2 separate regions of the Mus musculus genome follow, and region 2 is linked to region 1. Evidence: chromatin contacts called from ENCODE Hi-C or POLR2A ChIA-PET data. All regions are on one chromosome and are shown on one strand. Each heading gives the region's core, a stretch centred on a gene start or an enhancer-like site at or near the end of the contact. The rest is flanking DNA. Distances are from core to core; before and after follow the strand shown.

Region 1 (6,158 bases), core at 2,103-4,602:
GCCCCTCACTGGGGGATTCTAGGCAGGGGCTCTACCACTGAGCCAACCAACCCTGACCCTGTTTTTTGTCACTCACCTGTAGAAGCAGAGCTGTATTAAAGGAAACTTACTTAGAGTCGCCACCACAGTCCCAGAGCTCGAATTCGCAGCCCGTGCCTTTGTTGTTGCTGGTGACATGTGGGTTCTCAAACTCTAGGATCCTGAAAACACAAACAGCACAGCAGCCCTCGTGATTAGGAAGTGGGGAGGGAATGAATGATGCTTCACAGCTGCTTCCGAGACTCACACAGGGCAAGCTCACCTCACACCTTGTGTTGGGTTATATTCAGTGATGTCCGAAGATTCAGTGAGAAAGTTGGCCAACACTGTTTTGCCGCTCTGTAAAAGCAAGAACAAATAGATCCAAGAGAGAAACCACCCAGGAGGCCTCACCCACCATGAACGCTGGCACACACCTGCAACCCTAGCACACAGGGGGCTAGGTAGCAAGAAGGCAAGTTCCAGGCTAGCTTGGGCTGCTAGGTGTGGTGAAATACTGGCCACGACTCCTTGGGATCTCGAAGACAGAGAGCATGCTGAAGCATGCTTTCTCCCTGAAGCATGCTGTCTTGCCCTAGCACAATGGGAGCAGCTTGGATTGGGACCCAGTATGCCTCTCCTTACAGCCTGGCTGGTACTCAGTTAACTTATCTGAGGACAGAAAGCCAGAAACCAAACAACAACAACAACAGCAGCAACAACAACAGGAGCAGCACCCCAGGTGAGTGTGTGTCCCACCACCTCCTCTGTTTCTCTGCACAGCTTCAGCCAGTCAGTCTGTTACAGATAAGAGGCCATGAAGAGGATCAAGGTTAACGCTGAGACCCAGGTTTCTGGACTCTTGGCCGGCTGGGTCACTTCTCCTTATATATTACATTAGTAATCACCTTTCCTATAAAAGGACAGTAAGACAGCCTTTCTGAGCCCTCTACCCAAACCTGGTTTCTACCCATCCATCCATCTTTCCATTCAACCACCCACTCACTCCCCCTCTGTCCCCCCATCCATTCATCCAATCACCCACTAATCCCATCCATCTACCCAGCCATCTGCCCAATTCAAACACCTACCCACCCGTCCATCAATGCCACCACTCACTTACCCCCTCTACCCACTCATGCCCATCCACCCACCCACCCACCGTATCTAACCATCACCCACCCATCATCCATCCATCCTTTTACCCATCTTCTCCAACACCCGCTCACCCATCCATCCCCCCATCCACCGATTCCCTCCTCAGAGCTATGATCTTCTCTGTGTATTTGCACCATCCTGTATATGCCTGAATATACAACAAAGCTCCTCTCTCCTCAGAAGTCAATCTCTTAAACCTGAGTGGGCCCTGGTAAAACTCGACAGGATGGGAGAAGGGGATGAGGTGAGGGATAAAAGGGACAGAAGAGGAGAGGAAGGGGTGGAGAGGCTGAGAAGAGGCAGGACGATCAGGAGGTCAAGGTCATTCGAAGCTCCATGAGATCCTGCTTCAGAAAAAGCCCAGACCACCAAGTAACCAAAGACACAGCGCTCTCTGCAATTATACTCTCTTCTCCAAGCTGCTTGCTTTAAGGTAAGGACTTATTATGTAGCTCAGGCTGGGAACCAAGCTTCCTGCCTCAGGCTTGAAAATGATGAAGCGTTGTGTATATCACCAACCGCAGATCTGTAACAGTCTGCAAACTTTCTCCAAACCACAACCATGCTCTCCATTTTATTTTATATATTTATTATATATATTTATTTATTTATTTATTTATTTACTATTATATACAGGGTTTCACTATGTAGCCCTGGCTGGCCCATTGATTAGGCTGACCCTCAACTCAGATTTACCTGTTTCTGCCTCTTGGTGCTGGAATTAAACGCACGCACCATTATGTCCAGGCCGTGTGAGGGTCTGTGCATATTGAGTGCCTGTACCCACAGAGGCCAGAGGTGTCAGGTCTCCTGGCACTGGAACCTAAAGGCAATTGTGAGCCAGCTGGCGTGGGTTCTGGAAACCGAACTCAGCTCTCTCTGCGAGAGCAGTATGTGTTCTTAGTCACCAAGCTGTCTTTCCAGCCCCTCCTTTCTTTTAAGCCTTCTCCTCCTCTCTGCCCCAGGCTAGACTCAACACTCCTATATGGTCCAGACTGGTCTCAAACTTGTGGCAACCCTGAGTGTCTTGTATGCTGAGGTGTCAGGCCTGCGCCACACATGGCTCAATCCTCCTTTGCTTCTGTGCATACTTAGCAACTTCTTTCTCTGACAGGTTTCACGTATCCCAGGCCGGCTTCAGACTTGCTATTGTAGCCCGGGCTGTGGCCTTGAACTGTCAATCATCGTGCCTCTCTACCTTCCAAACCCTGAAACTGAGGCATGTACCACCATGAATGTTTTATATGAAGAGGATTGAACCCCGGGATTCCTGTATGCTAGGCAAACATCCTATCACCCAGCTCTACCCCAGCCTCCTAACTTAGGATTAAAAACATATCTTCACCATATAGTCACCTATGAATGTACATTGGTTCTCATGTTTGGTCCATCAGCCAATAACCTCAGATGAAGATCACATTATTAAGCTAACCTTCTGAGCTGGGACCCAAGGATTTGAACTTTAACCATGTAGGTAATTCCCGAATTCTACTATCTATCTATCTATCTATCTATCTATCTATCTATCTAATTTTGTTATCGGAGACATGTCACATTGTAGCTCAGGCTGTCCCAGAACTCAATACATAGCCCAGGCTGGCCTTAAACTTGTGATCACTCCTCCACTGCCTGCTGAGTCCTGGTATTATTACAGGCATGGGACACTGCACCCAGCTTCCTTCTACAGTTAACTTATTTGCATGTTTAGTTTCGGTCCATCTGAACTTTAATTCGGTGAATCACATATAGAGTGACTTCCTCATATTAATAACCACTTGCTCCAAGTCCCTATATTGAAAATATCTAGTTTTCTAATCTCATGGACACATTCCTTTTGCACGGAAGGTTCGGAGGGGAAGTCATGAGGCGCCCCTTATTTCCGCTGCCCTTGAGACCTGGGTACCTCAATATTCTCCTCCACTACTTGGGAGGGGTGAACTGGATGAAGGCCTGGTCACGGTAGCGCCAGCTGCCGCCCTCAGTGGGGTTGCTGGTACAAAGTTGCACCTCCTGAGAACAACCCCAGTTCTAGGGAGCCCCCGAGCCCTGAGTTACCTCGCAGGGGCCCACGAAGAGGATCTTAGCCTTCAGCATCGCTGTCCGTTAACACGAACCCGCGGAAGCCCACCACCAAAGCGCGCTAAGCTCCCCGCCGCGTCCGCCAGTCTGGGCCGCATGCTCTGATTGGCTGGTCAGTTTCCACGGCGACCGGGAACAGCTGCGCAGTAGCCCAGGAAACCCTGACAGTTCCGGGAGCCTGGAAAAGTGGCCTACGATGGAAGCTGAGGAGGACCAAAAGAGAAAAGGCAAAGCTGGTCCTGCTAACTGCAACCTGAGCGTTCTGGAAGGGGTACAAGAGCCAGGCTCCAACCTGCTTTATTTCTCCCGGTCTTCCTGAACGCTCCATAGATTAAGGGAGCTGCTAAACTTGCCTGGAAAACAGTACTGTGATTTTGGTTTTCTTTTATTTCCGCGGTGGATGCTGGAGATTGAACTCAGGTGGTCATCAATCCTAGGAAAGCGCTCTGTCATTGACACCATATCCCCAGTCCAACTCGCATGTAGACCTGCTGGCCTCAAACTCAAAGATATCCACCTGCCTTTGCCCCCCCAACTTTAATACCATTGAAGGCATGTGTCACCACTCTCGACTCCCAACTTTTTTTTCAATTTAAAAGGTTATATCTATCAATCAATCATCATCTATCTGCGTGTATGTGTGTCCGCCATGATACATATGTGAAGATCAGAGGACAAGCCATAGGACTCAGTTTTCTTCTCCCACCACCATTTCAGGCTTGGTGGTTCCGGCCGTTACCTGATGAGTCACTTTGCAGCCCTGTCATTATTTATTTTGATGCTGAGATTGTTCTTGGCGGCGGAGAAGCTTCTCCAAACCAGTGTGTGTGTTCTTTTGACATTTCGGTCATTCTCTGAGTTTTTTCATATTAAAAACAAAAAAAAAAAAAAAAAAAAAAATCAAAACCTACGCGCGCGTGTGGACACACACACACACACACACATACACACACGTATACAAAAGTGCAGGTGGTTGTGGAAGCCAGAAGGAAGTGCCCTGGAGCTAGAGTTATGGAAGTTCAGTTGCCCAAAATGGATGCTGGAAACCAAAGTCGGGGCTCCTCTGAGAGCAGTCAGTGCTTTAAACTCCGAGCCATCTCCCCAGCCCCGGCTTTCATACTTTTAAGCACCATTATATTAATCGCGGGTGGTTAATTTTATTGCTCTTGTTCCAGAGTGGCAATGTATTACATACATTCTTTCGCATGCATTGAAAAAAAAAATTTAGGGCTGGTGAGATGGCTCAGTGGGTAAGAGCACCCGACTGCTTTTCCGAAGGTCCAGAGTTCAAATCCCAGCAACCACATGGTGGCTCACAACCATCCGTAACAAGATCTGACTCCCTCTTCTGGAGTGTCTGAAGACAGCTATAGTGTACTTACATATAATAAATAAATAAATAAAAAAGAAAAAAGAAAAAAAATTTAAAAGTTTCAAAAGACAAGAGACCCCCTCAGGAAAATTATTTCTTTACAACAACCTGGAAAATTTGAAGGGAACTTTGTGTTCCTGCCTCTGACTTTCGGCATGAAACACACTTAGGTCCCCGGCCCGAGCTGTAGGAGAAGTTGGTGTCAGGTCATTGGGCAGCATATATTCAGAGATGGGACTGCTTGCCCTTTCGCACCTCAAGTTTCCTTTTCAGATGAGAGAGAAACTACACAGTGTGTTTCCCCTTACCAGGTAAATTCCTATAGAGTAGTGTGCATATATGCATGTGCGTGTCTCTCTGTGATCCTGTGGAGGACAGAGGTTGGCTTTGTATATTTCCCTATCAATTTCTACCCTTCTCCTCCTCCTCTTCCTCCTCCTTCCCCTCCTCTCCCTCCTCCTCCTCCTAAGTCTCTTATTGAACTTGGAGCTCACTGTTTCAGCTAGATTGCCAGCTCCCTGGCATCCCCTTGCCTCTTCCCCCTCCAGTGCCGCCACTAGGCTTTTATGTGGGTGCCAGGGATTAGAACTCAAATCCTCATGCTTGTACAGGAAATCTCTACAATCTCTAGAGTCATGTTTTCATCTGTGCCTAAGCTAGTACTCGGAGATAAAGTGTGTGGTTTGACTTTAAGGAACAGAAAAGAAACTAACAATGGAAGGAGGCTGTGTCCAACTTGATAGCAGTAAGGAAGCTGGACCACAGGCTTTGTCCAATACCCCAGCTTCCTCCCTCTCCCCCTTCTTTCTGTTTGTGTGTGTTCATGTACGTGTGTACATATGCTTGTGTATGTGTGTGCCCATGACGATACATATACATGTACGTTTGCACACATGCATATATACAGTGCACAGAGCCAGGGTAGATTTCTGGTGTCTTCTATTGCTTTCTGCCCTATTTTTCAAGATCTTTTATTTTATTTGTATGGGTCTGTCTGTGCATCATTTGCATGCAGTATCCGAGCAGACCAGAAGAGGGCGGCAGATTTCCCCCTGGAAGTGAAATTACAGCTAGTTTGTGAACTGCCTGTCATTCGGTCGTGCTGGGAATCAAATCCTGGTCCTCTGGAAGAACAGCCAGTGTGTTTAACTCTTGTGTGATCTCTCGATTCCTTTCACCTTAAGTCTCTTACTGAACAGGGAGCTATTTCTGCTATTTCTGCTACCTTGCCTGATCAGCAAGCTCCTCTTCCTGTCACTTCCTCCCCAGTCCTGAGACAAAGGATGCTTGCCACTGCCTGGCTTTTACATGGGCACTAGGATAGAACTCAAGTCCTCATGCTTGTGTAGCAAGCACTACCACTGGGCATGTCCCCAGTCCTCCCATCTCCCCTCTTATGTGCAGAAATGCACTGTCTCCTTTGTGTGCAGGGATGGCTTGCCTCTGGCTGGTTCAGAGCGAGCCTGGGCTGCTTGATTGAGCCTGGCTGTTTATTTGTTACATCGGGAAGAAGTTGCAGTGTATTCCATCC
Region 2 (6,158 bases), core at 1,604-4,103, 54 kb before region 1:
CCGTAAGCCTGTCAAACACCTGTGGTGGAGACCAGGAGCCAGCCCCGCAGTCTGTATGGATGGGTGCATTCCCACTGGCAGCCATGGGTCCTACTGCAAGGTCACCTCCCGCCTGACACTCATCTTGCTGAGAATGCCCGAACTTGTGCTCCTCCTGCCACCTCCTGAATGGTCTGGGATACGGCTGGCTTATTATGCAGTGCTGGGAATGGAATTGAAGCAGGGCTTCATACACAGCAAACATGCACTCCGTAGACTGAGCTTTTGTTTTGTTTTTGAAACAGGGTTTCTCTGTGTAGCCCTGGCTGTCCTACAACCCACTCTATAGACCAGGCTGGCCTCAAACTCAGAGATCCTCCTACTTCTGCTACTCCTCCTACTACTGGGATTAAAGGTGTGAATCACCACTCTAGGCCCACAACCTGCCCCCCTTTCCTATAACTCATCTTCCCTGAGTGACCCTTGTCTGACTTGTTTTTCATTTCATTCTGTGTGTGTGTATCCCCGTAGGACGGTATTAAGATAGGCACTCACTATGCCGCCCGGGCTTGTTTCAAACTCCCCATCAGGCTGCCCCAGCCTCTCTAGCGCTGGAGTTCCGTGGTGCGGCAGCCACCACTTCGGCACTAAATAGCTGTGCAGTGCTACAGTCTCCTCAGGGTCTGCACTGTGTCTCCAAACAGGACTCAAATGCTGACACCACTCCCACTGCTGTGCTCTACTGTAAAAGAAACCTAAAAGTCCAAACTGATCAAAGTAGGGGGACAGTATTTGCTTTTAGAGACCCCAGAGCTGGCGGCACCCCTGAACTCGCAGCACTGAGGTAGCTGAAGCAGGACGCACAGGTTAGAGGTCCTGTGTCAAAGTCAACTGACTAATGATACAGCAGTCTTCTGTTCCCAGCGTCGTCCCTTGACAGCCTCTGGGACTATGCCAACACAGCCCCCAGACTTCAAAGTGCACAGACGGCAGGCCCGTCTATAAAATTAAACGGTGTTTGCATAGAATGCACCTATAGTCCCCAAAGATGCAGTGTTCTTTGAGTCAGGGAGCTCATGTAGCCCAGGCTGACCTCAAATTTGGTCAGGATGTGCTGACTCTGGCCTTGAACTTCTGACCTTCCTGCCTCTATCTCCACAGTCAATGTTCGACTACTGAACTATGTTCCTGTGTCTTCACCTTTGTAGTGCTGGGGTCACACAGCCTTGATACCACTAGCCCCTCAGATATTCTAAATCTCTAGAATTTTCCAAATGACTGTTATCCAATACAACGTAAACACTATATTAACGGCAATTAGTAACTATACCAGAAGTGTTTTGTGTACACTGTGTGTGTGCACATGGAAGCATGGAGGTCAGAGGACGGCCAGTGCTTTCACACTCCACAGCATCCCCTAAAGAAAGGGTCTCCAACTGAACCTGGGCTAAGATGGCAACAAGCCATCTCTAGCTGATTCCAGCTTACTCTCTATACAGACTCGGATGGCCACACTCAGCTGCTGCTGTGGGTGCTGGGGATTTGAACCCAGGTCTTCATGCCTGGACAGGATGCACTGAGTCTCCCCAGCCTGAGAGCATTTTTTCCTACAGCATTTTCCATCTGAATGACTGTTCAGATGCTGGGGACGTAGAGAATCAATCTAGCCCTTTCTCCAAGTGAAGTTACTGGTGGTTACTGAATGACAAATGTGCTGTAAGGTGAGGGTTCTGTGTTGGAAAGGGTCCTGGAGGGGTGAGGTCAAGCACAGTAGAGGTCAGGCTGGCTGGCGGCTGGAAAGTGGGGCCCAGCGCCTTACCCTCCAGCAGCACGATGCCTCTGCGGATGTCCTCATTGTATTTGCTTCGAACCAGGCACCAGGCATATTCAAATTGCGTGCTCTTGGACACAGAACCAGCTGCCTGCTCAGACTGAAATTTCCTTTCAAAATTCTGTCATTAGAGAGAAGAGTGACCATTTAGCAACAAAGAGCAGCAATCATTCTCCAGCTAACTTGATGTCTGAATCCCAGTTAGATCATATTTTCCTCCCTGCCGCCTTTCCCTTGTAGATCTTGGTACCCCGAAGCTTCTGTCATCTCCACCCCTGGGTCCCATGCTGTGTCCTCCCCTTCGGAAGGTCCGTGAACCCAGCCCCTAGTGGTACCAAGAGGAGATGCCACCTGGTGGCAGCTGGAGGCACTGCTCCCAAACCAGCTGACCCCAAGTGTCTGAAGAGTAAACATACTGTCCCAGAGCTAAACGACCTCCTACATGGCCTTTCCCTTGAGGCCGCTGGTCCCGTCCCACCCTACTCTTTTGGGCCTGGATCTGCCTTACTTTAATTCTAGGAGAGGAAAGAAAACACAGCTACAAGGATGCGGTGAAAATAGCACCGTGAGGAACTAAACACTAGCGAAAATTTACACCAGTGACTATACTACTCCATCCCTGCACACGAGTACCCCAAATTCCCAGCTCTGCATCACACTAAGACCCCAGGCCTAGGTCTGAGTTGCTGAAACCCGGGAAGCTACAATTCCCGTCAGGCCTAGGGACACGAAGCCGATTCCCACAAGAAGCAGGATGCCGCAGAGGCTGCTGGGAGCCGTAGTTCAGCTTGCCAAGAAAGACGAAACCGGCACTGGTTAGCCTCAGTCAGCTCTCCTCAGGAACTGCCCTTTCCAATTCTGCCCTTCTCCTTCCTCCGTCCCAGACCTTACCTTCAGATCCTCCACAGACACCAGCTCGTTCAGCACGGCCTCCATGGCCGCCGCCCCTGAAAGCCTCACACTAAGGTCTCTACTGGGCCACAGTCTCCATGGTCCAGTAGCAGGGGCGGAGAGGCACTTCCGGCATCGACCTGTGGAGGCCCCGCCCCTTCCTCCTTTGCCTTGGGGCGGGCGGGGGCACTAGTGCCTACGCTGGGATACTTTGCTCTCTTTGGACTCCCCTGATGTCCTAGATCCTCCCTGCATCACATTATCCTAGGAACCAGTGTAAGAACCCCTCACTCTAGGACCCTGGATTATCTTCAATGTTTGCAATAAAATCCTAATGAGTACCAGGGGCCGGAGGGTCTCAGTGTAGTCTCTCACAAAGAGATGCTCAGTCTCTCATAAAGCAAGAGGAATTGGTAGCTATACCCTCTCCATGCTCCACGCACTCCCCCACCTCCCCCCTCCGAAAACTTGGGTCACATGACCATAGTGGACAGCCATTCTTAATAGGATTCTGAAGAAAACCCAGGAAACACAGTCCAGGGTTAAAGGCCCATGGATGGCTCTCATGTTCTGTTGCCAGACCCCACATAGCTCACAACTGCCTGGGTTCCAGCTATAAGGGGAAAACTTGGGTCACATGATCCGCCTGCCTCTGCCTCCTGATTGCTGGGATTAAAGGCACACACCACCACCCAGCTCAGCCTGCTCTCTTATAGAACCCAGGACCATTAGCCCAGGGATGGTACCACCCACAATGGACTGGGTCCTCCCCCAGTTATGTAAATGCCTTGGAGCCAGATCTCATGGAGGCATTTTTCTCAATTGAGGGGCCCTCCTTTGAGAGAGCTCTAGTTTGGGTGTCAAGCTGACAGAGGACTAGCCAGCACACTCGCTGTCCCTTGCCCTATGATTCTGAAACCTCCAGTAATCACAGGCACTCTGCATGTGCCTGCCGTCTTTGCTATTCAGAACATCTATCTTCTAGCCCTGCCGTTGCTTATTGGTTGATTCATTCATTTTTGATTGAGCATTTCCTAAGTGTCGGTCACTATTTAAGTACAGGGATTGGCACTGAGAAAAAGAAAACTCCTATCCTTATGCATCTAATGTGGGGAGGGGGAATGGTCATGCAGGCTTTCATCCTAGCGCTTGGGAGGTGGAGGCAGGAAGAGGAGGAAGTTTAAGATCATCCTTGGCTTAGCAAGTTGGAGTCCAGCCTGGGGTAGGAACTCTTCTTGGGAGCCAGACAATCCAAGGCTTTCTCAGAGGCCTGGGTGAAAGGGCAAAAGGAATGTCAGCTCTGTGTCACTGTCCACAGGCAGACTTGGCAAGGTCTGAGGCTGGGGCCTGGGCCTCACAGGAGTGAGGGTTGCAGTTTGTCGGGATCCTACTCTCTTCCTGGCCTATGGCTATTCGTCCTTAGATAGACGTGTATGTCTGAGGTATCCTGTGTTCTCGTTGCCAACGTTGTCTAATTTAGCTACTTTGGGCCATTCTCCCCCTACAAATAGCACATAAGATGCTGTATTTTGGGCTGGAGAGATGGCTCAGCGGTTAAGAGCATTGACTGCTCTTACAGGGGTCCTGAGTTCAATTCCCAGCAACCACATGGTGGCTCACAACCATCTGTAATGGGATCCGATGCCCTCTTCTGGTGAGTCTGAAGACAGTGACAGTATACTTATACTTACATGCATAAAATAAATAAACAAATCTTTAAAAATAAATAAACAAACAAATGAACCAACAAAAACCCTGATCCCTTAAGATGATACACCTTAGACCTCAGAAGAGCGTGTTGGATCCCCCCACCCCACCCCACCCCCGCCCTGGAGCTGGAGTTACAGGTAGTCATGAGCTACCTGACATGGTGTTTTAGGGTTTCTATTACCACGGAGAGACATCATGATCCTGGCAACTCTTTGCTTGTTTGTTTGTTTGCCCTTCCAGAAGCCCTGGGCTCAGTTCCCAGTTCTGTCAGGTGGTTCACCACCTCCCAGAACTCCAGTGTTGGGGATCGGGTGCCTTTGGCCTCTGTGGGCACCTGACATGTACACAGAAGCACATACATTTGTACATACAAAGTAGATCTTTTTAAAAATGAAAAGCAAACAAAACCGCAAACATTGTGGCAAAGTGACAGATATATAAAATTTGGCCTCTGACCCACGGTCCCCAGGATCCCTGTTTTTTTTTTTTTTAATTTTTAATTTATTTATTATATGTAAGTACACTGTACGTGTCTTCAGACACTCCAGAAGAGGGAGTCAGATCTCGTTACAGATGGTTGTGAGCCACCATGTGGTTGCTGGGATTTGAACTCCAGACCTTCGGAAGAGCAATTGGGTGCTCTTACCCGCTGAGCCATCTCACCAGCCCGGTTTTGGTTTTTTTAACACGGGGTTTTCACTATGTAGCCCTGGCTGAAATGGCCTCTGTGGCTCAGAATAACTTTAAACTCATACAAATCAACTGCTTCTGCCTCCAAATGCTGGAATTAAAGGTGTGAGCTACCACACCCAGTTAGGATCCCTGACGGAGGTCGCAGGGGCGCTGTAGTTCTGAATGCCTTGCATCTTCCTGAGGAATGGGAGCGACTTAATTCTCACTAACTGGGCCCTGGGTGGTTTTCAGGATGGAGGCTGGTCACAGGAGAATCCAGTCCAGATGAAAAGCTTGGAACTTTGTGTCTAACCCACCCCTCCTTCACTAGGGAAGGGAGAGGGCTGGAGAGAGTCAATAATTAATCAAGTGAAGCCTCCCATAAACGGCTCTCAACTGTGGAATTCAGAGCTGCTGTGCCAGCAGTCACGTGGAAGAATCATGAAAACCGTGCATGAATTACTCTGTCCCCATACAGCCCATGCACCTGGTCTTTTCCTAAGAAACCAGGGGTGACGAGTGCTTCCTTGAATGCCCAGCTGTTATAGCTCTTTCTCCATCCAGAAGCTCTCAATGTGAACCCAGCCACCCAGAAGTACCAGGGGCAACCTGGGCTTGTGAGGGCAGTCTGAAGCAGGCTCTCTAACTTGTGGGTTCAGATGCCAGCTCACGTGAGTGTCAGCACTGAACTGGAGGACAGACACCTCCCTCCACCCACAAAACAGGGTTCACAGAGTGGAGCATCACCTGGGAGCTAGAGAACTCAGGTGTGGGTAGATGTTTGGGGAGAAGTAATTTTCTCATTTAGATGATGGGGGCTGGGGCTGGGACTCAGAGGGCAGAGTGCTGTCTAGTAAGCATGTGTCCTGGGTTTGTTTGGTCACTAGCACAGAAAGATGGCTCAGTCAGTACAGATGCTTGCTGTCAAACCTGATGACCTGAGTTTGGTCCCCAGGACCCATATGGTGGAAAGAGACAACTTTCCCCATGCTGTCCTCGCATCTCTGCACTCAGACTGTTGCATGTCAACCCTCCACAACAGACCAACAAATGTGCATGCAGGGGATGGGGCCCA

Evidence for each region. Hi-C counts contacts between places; a loop is a spot of excess contacts on that map. ChIA-PET counts read pairs that join two places held with the same protein, here RNA polymerase II (POLR2A).
Region 2: POLR2A ChIA-PET joins it to region 1 with 14 read pairs in Patski. The contact joins the promoter of Fis1 here to the promoter of Ift22 in region 1. A Hi-C loop is called at or near these places in 1 of 37 maps with a recorded cell type or tissue (left cerebral cortex). POLR2A ChIA-PET finds 5 or more read pairs at or near these places in 3 of 5 experiments (Patski and embryonic stem cell).

What each region holds. Positions count from the first base shown.
Region 1 is chr5:136,905,344-136,911,501 of GRCm38, reverse strand. It overlaps Ift22 (intraflagellar transport 22), which reads right to left and starts at 3,352. Exons shown (of 5, transcript NM_026073.3): 1 at 3,232-3,352; 2 at 302-378; 3 at 111-200. The coding sequence starts at 3,270.
Region 2 is chr5:136,958,772-136,964,929 of GRCm38, reverse strand. Fis1 (fission, mitochondrial 1) reads right to left here and starts at 2,853. Exons shown (of 5, transcript NM_025562.3): 1 at 2,702-2,853; 2 at 1,799-1,931. The coding sequence starts at 2,746.